Regions from separate parts of the Homo sapiens genome. Here region 2 is linked to region 1. A link is an interaction called in ENCODE POLR2A ChIA-PET data of the cell type or tissue named here. Cell type or tissue: Panc1. All regions are shown on one strand.

Region 1 (5,000 bases):
TTGCCAGAAGGGGCAGCAGGTGGAGAAGGGTGCCATAGGCAGAAATGCAGGTACAAAGCATAAAAGCACCAGGCATGGGAATCTTGTTCCTAAGGAGCCCCTGGAAATGGGAAGGTATTTTTGCTTGTCACAGTAAGTCAGGGAGCTATTGGCATTTAGCAGATTGGAGCCAGGAATGCTAAACCTTCTGCAATACGCTGGCCAGTTCCATAGACTGGAACTGAAATTGTTCCATCCAAACTGCCAACAGTGCCTCCACTGAGAAACATTAGAGAATACTGAGGATACCCAGGGAAGGGAGGAGAGAGGGAAGAAGAGGAGAAAGGTCAACTGAGGCCGGGTTATACAGACCATGTACACCACCTATCCTAGAAAGGGGGGGCTTTATCCTGCAAGCAACAGGAGCCAACAGGGTAGCAGACTGGCATCTCTGGAATGATGAGTCCAGTGTGGAAGATGAGGGGAGGCAGAGTGTTTCAAAGCAGGTAGACCAGGAGACCAATGAGACGGCTGGAGCAAGGGTTCAGACGACAGGAGATGAGAGCAGTGAAGATGGGGTGGGGGGCTAGTGTGCAGGGACGAGGTAGGCTGATAGCACATCAGGAAGAATGCATGTGGCATTGTGGGTGACAATGGGGATGCCACCCGCAATGTAATCAGTGCTAGAGATTACAGTTTGGGGTTATCTTTCACATAGTATTTGATCAATAAGCATTTGTTACAAGAATGGAGATAAGTATTGGAACAGAAAAATGTTAAATTGGAGACAAGTTGCAAGGGATCCAAAGGGTGTAGGATAAGCGTAAGACAAGTAGTCTGGCCTGAAAACATCCAGCATTTATCACTGACTAAAACTGAATTAGACAGCCTTAAAAAAATAAAAATAAAAATAAAGGTAGTGGTAGTACTATGCATTCACTCAACCCACTTTTCTAAATTTTAAAAACAGTTTCACCCTGTCTCAAAAAGGCAAGTGCCACCTGTTTCTACCTAGCATTAATTTCATACATTCAAAATATTTTAAAAGTAAAATCCAATAAAATTCCCTTGGAGGTGGAATTGCCTTCTCCAACATTTAAATTCACTATTGTAAATGCCAGCCATTGAAATATACCTGCTAGGGATAGAGGAATATGTTTTCCACCTCTTTGGGACAAATGCAGTTGAAATTTGTGGAAGGAAACCAGAGATCTGAATTACGGGGCTTTCAAAGGTATCTTTAGAAATTATGAGTCTGATGATTTGGGCACATTAGCATTTTTGAAAAAGGGGGACAATCTAGATTGCCTAACTAGGCTACTGCTAATGTAGACTAAATATTTTTGTGGAATCTTAGGGAAACTCTGTTATCCTTAAGTCCTAAACATACATTCACTGGACAGATATAAGTGCACCACTGCCTCTGGGAATGACTGTGCTGTAGAAATTAACTAAACAGACAATGTATACCTAGTAAGTAGTATTTGCCAAGCAAACAAACAAACAACTCCCTGAAATTAGTTCTAAGAAAAAACCATTTATCTCTAAATTTGACTTAGTATGTTTTTGACACAAAATAAAAACTATGTAACATAAAGTGTTTTCTTTCTGCATGACTTAGCTGTCAGAAAACTGAAAAACAGGTTTAATGCCCAAGCATTTTTTTTTCAAGCTGCTCCAGTCTGGTGCCTGAAAGCAACTCCTTCTGCTTCCTGTACGCGGCCATTTTCTTCAACAGTAGGATCTCTCCCACTGTGCTTTAATGTGCAAGCCACCAGAAATTCACCCGGAAATGAAACACACATGTTCCAGTGTACTGAGTATGAAACAAGAGTTCAGAGAATAGAAGCTGGACCTGCAGGTCAGCAGAAAGCCTACGGAGAACGGCCTCCCAGTTCTAGCTAAGGCCTATGACCAGCGTCCTTAACCTGCTTTGGGAATGAGCCTCCTATTCTAATGAAAGTCACAGACCCTCTCCCTCAGAAGAAGGCACAGAAGGACATCCACACACAGAAAACTGCGGGGTTCAGAGGTTTCCTGAAACCCATCCACCACCTCCCAGGAGTTCATGGACCCAAGGTTAAGAGCCCTGAGATAAAGATAATAGCAATTTCAAGAGTAGGGAGTAGGGAGAAGGAGGATGGGGAACTCCCACAAAATGACATTACTAGGTTTTAGACAGAATGCCGTATTTACACGGAACTTGAAATCACTTGCCTCCAAAAGATAAAAAGCCAAGTACAGCTTTGGCATACATATTTAAGATGGAAGCATAGCACATATTTTGCCTAAGAGATCTCAGAATTGAGTGGGCCCAGAACAATTTGAGGCAGTTCTCAGCCTCGGTTGCTGGGTCCTGAGTTCACCTTTGGCTACAGGGAGGTTGGAGACTCTAGGGAGCTGAGGGCCAAGTGGGTGGCAAGCAAGCAAGCATGACATGCTGCAGGCTGGGGAAGAGCTGAGCATTTGGCTTCAAGTGATTTTTTTTTTAAGGATGAAAGTTTGAACTCTCAAGTCAGACTGGGATCCAAATTGTCACTCTGTCACTTAGTACTGTAGCACTGTGGGCTTGAGCCTCTTCAAGCCTGTTTTTTCATTTGGAAAATGGGGGATAATGCCACCCACCTCCTGGGGTCCCAAGTAGGGGTGAGTACAACAGTGCGGATAAAGACTGCACACAGTGCCCAGCACAGGGAATGCTCCTAAGAACAAAGACACTGGCTGAGGAAACCTCTAGCATCAGGTCACTATGTACCCCATGAATTTTATACTTGAAAGGAAACTTTATACTGTAAATTGTAATTCTAAGAATAATGCATAATTCTTCTTCCTTTTTTTTTTTTTTTGAGATAGGGTCTCACTGTGTCACCCAGGCTGGAGTGCAGTGGCGTGATCATGGCTCACTGCAACCTCCACCTCCGGGGCTCAGGTGATCCTCCCATCTTAGCCTCCCGAGTAGCTGGGACTACAGGATATGCATCACCATGCCTGACTAATTTTTAAAATTTTTTGTAGAGATGGGGTTTTTCCATGTTGCCCAGCCTGGTCTTGAATTCTTGCACTCAAGCAATCCACCTGCCTCAGCCTCCTAAAGTGCTGGGATTATAGACGTGAGCCATCACACCTGGCCTTAATGCATGATTCTAGTAAAAGTGATCAAACAATACTTCGGTGTCTTAAGCAGAAAGTAAAGAAACTAATGATCTTGCCCCACCCACCATGACATAAACACTCCTCTCTAACAGTGCAGTGTACAGATATCCCCTCTAGCCTGTTTACAAGTGCGCTTATCAATAGGTATATGTCTGTTTTTCTCAAAACCAGGATTGCACAGTCTGTATTTCAGGCTCATTTAATAATATATCATTCCCTAATTGCTCATCTCAGTATTTGAAAGAAGACATTTAATTTTCATCTCTTTACACATACATGCATGAATCTGAATCAACACTTACTCAACCAATAATTACTCAACACCTACTATGTGCCAGGCATTCTTCTAGGGGGTTGGGACATATCAATGAACAAAAGAGACAAACATCTCTCCTGTGTGGAACTTAGGGTCTTTCCAGAGGAAACACAAAAGCAATAAGCATAACAATAAGGAAATCATATCCTACATTAGAAAGTGATAAGTACAACGAAAGAAAATAAAGGCTGTTAAGGAGATAAGGAGTTGGGGTGTAGTCAGTTGCACTTGGTGGTAGAAGAGACAGGAGAGCAGAGCCTTGAAGACTAGGAGGAATGGGGGCCTGGGGAAACCTTTGGCCAAAGGCCTTAAGGCAGCGCTGGGCCTAGTGGTGGGGGAGAGGGGGTGGAGTCAGGGCAGATGATGGGCTGTCACAGGGGACACAGGCTTTCACTGGAGGGAGATGGGGAGCCATTGGAGGTTCTGAAGAGAGAAGATACATGCCTGATTTTCCCTATAAAAGGCTCTGGCTTCACGTGGAGAACTGATGAGAGGCAGGATGGCAGTGGGGAGGCCAGGCAGGAGGCAGCTATAATAATCTAGGTGTGAGGGACCAGAGGCTTGGAGAGGGATGGCGGCATTGCGGAGAGTAGAAGCAACAGTCAGATTCTGGGCCAAACACATATCATTTCATCCAATGTGGATATCTAAATATGCATGCTTACAAATGTTAATTTCTTATTCTGAAACAACTTTAAACAATTTCAGGCTCACAGAAAGTTCCAACAATAGTACAAAGAATTCCCGTACACCCTTCATCTAGGTGTCCTGTTAGCACTACCCTGCACCTGCCGCAAACTCACATCTGCACTCTCTCTGCACACACACCCAGTCCGTCGTCAAACTGTCACCCATAAATTTTAGCATCCATTGATGATTCTTGATTCTTGTCTGAAACAATTACTATGGTTGCTACCCAATTTTCTGGTTTCTTTTACATTTCTTAGTTCACATTCTACTGTAAGAAAGAGCTTTCCTTCATCATCACTGGCCATCAGAGAAATGCAAATCAAAACCACAATGAGATACCATCTCGCACCAGTTAAAATGGCGATAATTAAAAAGTCAGGAAACAACAGGTGCTGGAGAGAATGTGGAGAAATAGGAACACTTTTACACTGTTGGTGGGACTGTAAACTAGTTCAACCATTGTGGAAGACAGTGTGGCAATTCCTCAAGGATCTAGAACTAGAAATACCATTTGACCCAGCCATCCCATTACTGGGCATATACCCAAAGGATTATAAATCATGCAGCTATAAAGACACATGCACACGTATGTTTACTGCGGCACTATTCACAATAGCAAAGACTTGGAACCAACCCAAATGTCCAACGATAGACTGGATTAAGAAAATGTGGTACATACACACCATGGAATACTATGCAGCCATAAAAAAGGATGAGTTTCATGTCCTTTGTAGGGACATGGATGAAGCTGGAAACCATCATTCTGAGCAAACTATCGCAAGGACAGAAAACCAAACACTGCATGTTCTCACTCATAGGTGGGAACTGAATAATGAGAACACTTGGACACAGGGTAGGGAAC
Region 2 (5,000 bases), 67 kb after region 1:
CCCACTTTCCCCGATAGCACTAATCACCTCCTCACATTCTGTACATGACTTCTGATTGTTTGTCTTCCATATTCTCCACTAGAATGTAAGCACCACAAGGGCAGGAGTCTGTTCACTCAAGTGCTCAGGGCTCCTAGAACAGTGCCTGCCATTTAGCAGGCACTCAGATGACTATGAACTCAAGATCGACTTGTTTGCCAGGCACTGTTCTAGGCACTGGGGTTACAGCAGTCACCAGAACAAACAGGGTCCCTCCTTCACAGGGATTTGGGCCAAATAACAAAACAAAACACAACATAATACACCCATAAGAGAACAGCGGAACAGAGCGCTACAGAGATCTTAAAAAGGTGTATGATACAAAGTGACTGGGGAAGCTACTTTAGATTGGGTAGTCAGGGAAGGTCCCTCTGAGGAGGTGTCATTTCAGCTAAAAACTACAATAAGGAGAAAGTATTTAAATCTTCCACATGCTTCTCTGATTTTCCATCTTGCTGGTCTGCTGTGAACTCCTGAGGTGAGTCACAGTCCCTGTTTCTCCTGGCGCTTCCTGACATTTATACATTTATGCTGGTATTTTGAGCCTGGGACTGACCTGTTATGGCCTCACTGTGGACTTACATTCTGTCCTTATAAAGCTTCTCTTTGCAGCCATTTATACCATATGCCTTGAGCTCAACCTTATCTAGTATTTCTATTACAAGTCCAGTTTTCTTTTAGTTAGAAATACAGGATCTGTCTTTGTCTAACAGCTGTTTTATGTTGTACATAGCAGGGTTTAATTTTGGGGACAATCTGAGTCTTTTTCCTGTAGTAGATATTTATCTCATTGGTATTTATTGATATTGCAGGTGTGTGGCCTAATTTGGTGGTCTTATGAGACTGTTTTGTTTTATCTTCTTTTATGTCTTATTTCATGTGTCCTGCTCTGGATGCTTGCTTTGGTTCTTTGCCTTTTGCTTTGCGGACTCTAAGTCTTTACTGTTTTCTTCAAGACTCTGGCATCCCCTTTCTTTTTAGTGCTTTTTAAGAATTTTCTTTCAAATTTTACATAATACACTAAAACCTCTATTTCTTAATGTTTAGATATATCTCCTGCTCCCAAATAAGATGAGAAAATTTGTCATCCCAATCTCCTCATTCTATGTGCTTTGTGAATATTTTTGCATTCCCATGTTTTATAACACAGTCAAGTGTCGCATAACAGTGTTTTGGTGAGACCGCATATATGACAGTGGTCCCATAAGATTATAATGAAGCTGGAAAATTCCTATCACATAGTAGCCATGGTAAAGTCACAGCACAACACATTACTCATGTGTTTGTGTTTAAGCTGGTGTCAACAAACCTACTGCACTGCCTGTCACATAGAAGCACAGCCTATACAATTATGTATAGTACAGAGTGCTTGATAATGATAATAAATGACTGTTACTGGTTTATGAATTTACTGTACTATAATTTTAATTGTTTTTTTTTTTTAGCATATACTACTTCTACTTATTAAAAACAGTTGACTGTAAAACATCCTCAGGCAGGTCCTTCAGGAGGGATCCAGAAGAAGGCATTGTTATCATAGGAGATGACAGCTCTGTGTGTTACTGCCTTTGAAGACCTTCCACTGGGACAAAATGTGAAGGTGGAAGACTCTGATACAGATGATCCTGACCCTGTGTAGGCCTAGGCTAATGTGTGCATTTGTGTCTTTGGTTTTAGCAAAAAAGTTTAAAAAGTAAGAAAAAAATAAATAAAATAAAACAAAAATAAAAAATAGAAAAAAGCTTTACAGAATAAGAATATAAAGAAAATCCTTTTGTACAGTTGTACAATGTATTTGTTTTAAGGTAAACGTCATAACAAAAGAATCAAAAAGTTAACAAAATGTAAAAGTTTATAAAGTGAAAAAGTAAGGCTAATTTATTACGGAAGAAAAAATGTTCTTACAGATTTAGTGTAGCTTGAGTGTACAGTGTCTGTAAAGTCTACAGCAGTGTATAGTAATGCCCTACACCTTCACATTCACTCACCATGGCTCACTGACTCACCCAGAGCAACCTGTAGTCCTGCAAGCTCCATGCATGGTGAAGTTCCTGTCCGGGTGTACCATTTTTTATCTTTCTTTTTGGTTTGTTTGTTATAGAGGCAGGGTCTTGCTATGTCGCCCAGGCTGGTTTTGAATTCCTGGCCTCAGGTAATCTTCCCACCTCAGCCTCCCAAGTACTGGGATTACAGGCATGAGCCACTGCACACAGCTCCATTTTTTTTTACCTTTCATACAGTATTTTTACTATACATTTACTATGCTTAGGTATGTTTAGATACATAAATACTTACCATTGTCTTACACTGCCTTTAGTACTCACTATGGTACCATGCTGTAGAGGTTTGTAGCCTAGGAGTAACAGGCTACACCTTATAGCCTAGGTGTGCCGTGGGTTCTACCATTTAGGTTTTTGTAAATATATGTTTGCACAATGATGGAAGAGCCTAATGATGCATGACTGTATTTACCTTCTGAAATATTATTCCTGACAATTACTTGGCCTTGGCTGTTTATTTAAACAGACCACTCACTTCACCATTTCTCATCAGAATGTAAGCTAATGAATCGTTACATCCCCAGTGTCTCAAACAGGGTTTGGCACGTAACAGGCAGTCAATAAATATTTGCTGAATGAATGAACTGACTTCGTTGATCCCTTGACTCACTGCATTTTGTCACTGAGTAGTTTTTTAAAGAAAGACTCATGGGCCTTTCCTTGAGTTCATGGATTTTTTTTTTTTTTTTTTTTTTTTTTTTTTTAGAATACTACTATCTTTCTACATAACTTGGTTCAGTATAAAATTATTGGGTCAAACTTTCCCCCAAATTTTGCACTGCTCCACTGCCTCCTGGTATTAAATGACAGCTGTGGAACTGTAATCTTCTGTGATAACTTCCCTTGCTGCACGTTCTCAAAGAGGTTAAGTCCCTTCCTGTGACTGACTAATGCTGGTGCATCTTTTACTAGTTTTAACTTCTTTTTTGTTTCTTTTACTAAGTGTATGAACAGGAAGATTTCAGAATCTGGGGTAACTCTGCCATCTAACATAAAGCCTCCAGAGTATCTGTAGATGTGGAGATGAGAAGGGTCAGAAGTCTCATGCGATGTGGTGTGTCCCTAAAGTAGCAAAGCGGAGTCATTTACTCAATGCGGGGAGGGGGAGCGGTGGGAATGTGGACAAGCAGGATCTTGAGCTCTTTCCAAAGCTGCATAAAACTGAGAGAAACTTCATTCTAAATAGAGTCTGTCTTAAAGAAATCACTACCTCCCACTAAATAATCACACCTGGCAATGCAAGAGATCAAACGGTTATTCAAATGATATTAAGTCAGTCTTTAAGGTATTTCAAAGGCATTCTTATTTTCTTGCAAATTTCCTCAATTTTCTGTCTCCTCTTGCTTTCTATTTACATTATCTTAGCTGTCAGGAGGACAATATTTTGACGCAATAACAGGCAATTAAAATGCTATGGGCAGTCATGAAGAATTATGCGTGAAACTGGTCCTCTCCCTGCTGGAATGGGTACAAGAAAACCTCATTAATTCTACTGGGGCAGTGGGGAAAGCAGTCAAGTAGGAATCAGGACACTGGGGATGGCCCCCGGTTCCTCTCTTAGTTGGGGCGGCTGGCCCTCCCTGGGCCTCAGAGTCTCCAGTTCCACAAAGAGAGTGTGCTCCAAGGTCCAATGCAGCAAAAACTGTCTGAAAAAGCCACAGTCTGTGTCCATTAAGACAAGGACTGGTTTAGGCGATTTTTAGGTTTACAGTTTTTAAAAATGTGAGCTACAAAAATCATTTCCGTAAATACAACAGTCAATAAGTAAAATCATGGTATTAAAAACCTAAAATTGTGAGCTCTTTTGCCTTTTTCAAAATTTCCTATAGCATAGTGGCTACTCAATCTTTTTAATTTCAGAAAACAACATGATATTGAGAAATAGTTTTTGTTAGCTACTTAGCCATGCTTGTCTACAAAGGAATAGTTATTAATGTATCAGTGGTACCTATTCATTAAAGGAGCCATTTATTCTGGCTCTTGCCATTTGAAAAAATAAAAAAAAAGAAGCCATTTATAGCTGACCCTTGAACAACGAGGGTTTGAACCGCATGAGTCCACTTATACTCAGATTTTCTTCTGCCTCTGCTACCCCACAGGCAGCAAGACCAACCCCTCCTTGCTCCTCAACATGAAGACAATGCGGATGAAGGCTTTTATGAGGATCCATTTCCACTGAATGAATAGTAGATGTATTTCCACTTCCTTATGATTTTCTTAGTAACATTTTATTTTCTCTGGCTTACTTTATTGTAAGAACACAGTAATATAATACATATAACATACAAAATATGTGTTAATCAACTACTTTGCTTTTTTTTGCGGGGGGATTGGGGGAGAGACCAGGGTCTTCTTACATTGCCCAGGCTGGTCTCTAACTCCTGGGCTCAACCTTCCCCCTTTGGCCTCCCAAGGAACTGGGATAACAGGCATGCACCACTGTGCCCAGCTAATTGACTGTTTTTGTTATCAGAAAAGCTTCTGGTCAACAGTAGAACAGTAGACTATTAGCAGTTAAATTTGTGGGAAGTTAAAAGTTACATGTGGATTTTTGGCTGCGCCGAGGGTGAACAACCCCTGCATTGTTCAAAGATCAACTGTACTTTACAAACCTAGTTCTTTTTTTAATTTTACTTTAACCAAGTGCAGAACATGTAGGTTTGTTCCATAGGTACACGACTGCCATGGTGGCTTGCTGCACCTACCAACCTGTCATCTAGGCAAACCTAGTTCTGAAGGAGGATCTTCAGAAGTGTGGAGAGAGAAATGGTGCTAGATTTTAAAATATTCATTATCTCACTTAAACTCTGTAACTACTATAAGGTATAAATATTATTATCCCTATTTGTAGATGAAGAAACTAAGGATTATAGCATTATATAAGTGGCTGGTGAATGCTAG

What was found. Peaks named below come from ENCODE experiments on the same cell type or tissue, not always from the same donor. Only the 100,000 strongest peaks of a DNase experiment are listed, where the experiment ranks them.
Region 2: POLR2A ChIA-PET joins it to region 1 with 7 read pairs; 3 of 35 experiments call an interaction of 5 or more read pairs at or near these places.

The regions. Positions count from the first base shown.
Region 1 is chr9:131,917,002-131,922,001 of GRCh38, forward strand. All of the region lies in intron 4 of MED27 (mediator complex subunit 27), which reads right to left. Among named protein-coding and RNA genes, the nearest start is that of MED27, 160 kb to the right of the region's middle. In Panc1, no CTCF peak of the experiment used is centred here; no DNase peak of the experiment used is centred here.
Region 2 is chr9:131,984,228-131,989,227 of GRCh38, forward strand. All of the region lies in intron 3 of MED27 (mediator complex subunit 27), which reads right to left. Among named protein-coding and RNA genes, the nearest start is that of MED27, 93 kb to the right of the region's middle. In Panc1, no CTCF peak of the experiment used is centred here; a DNase peak (open chromatin) is centred at 2,614.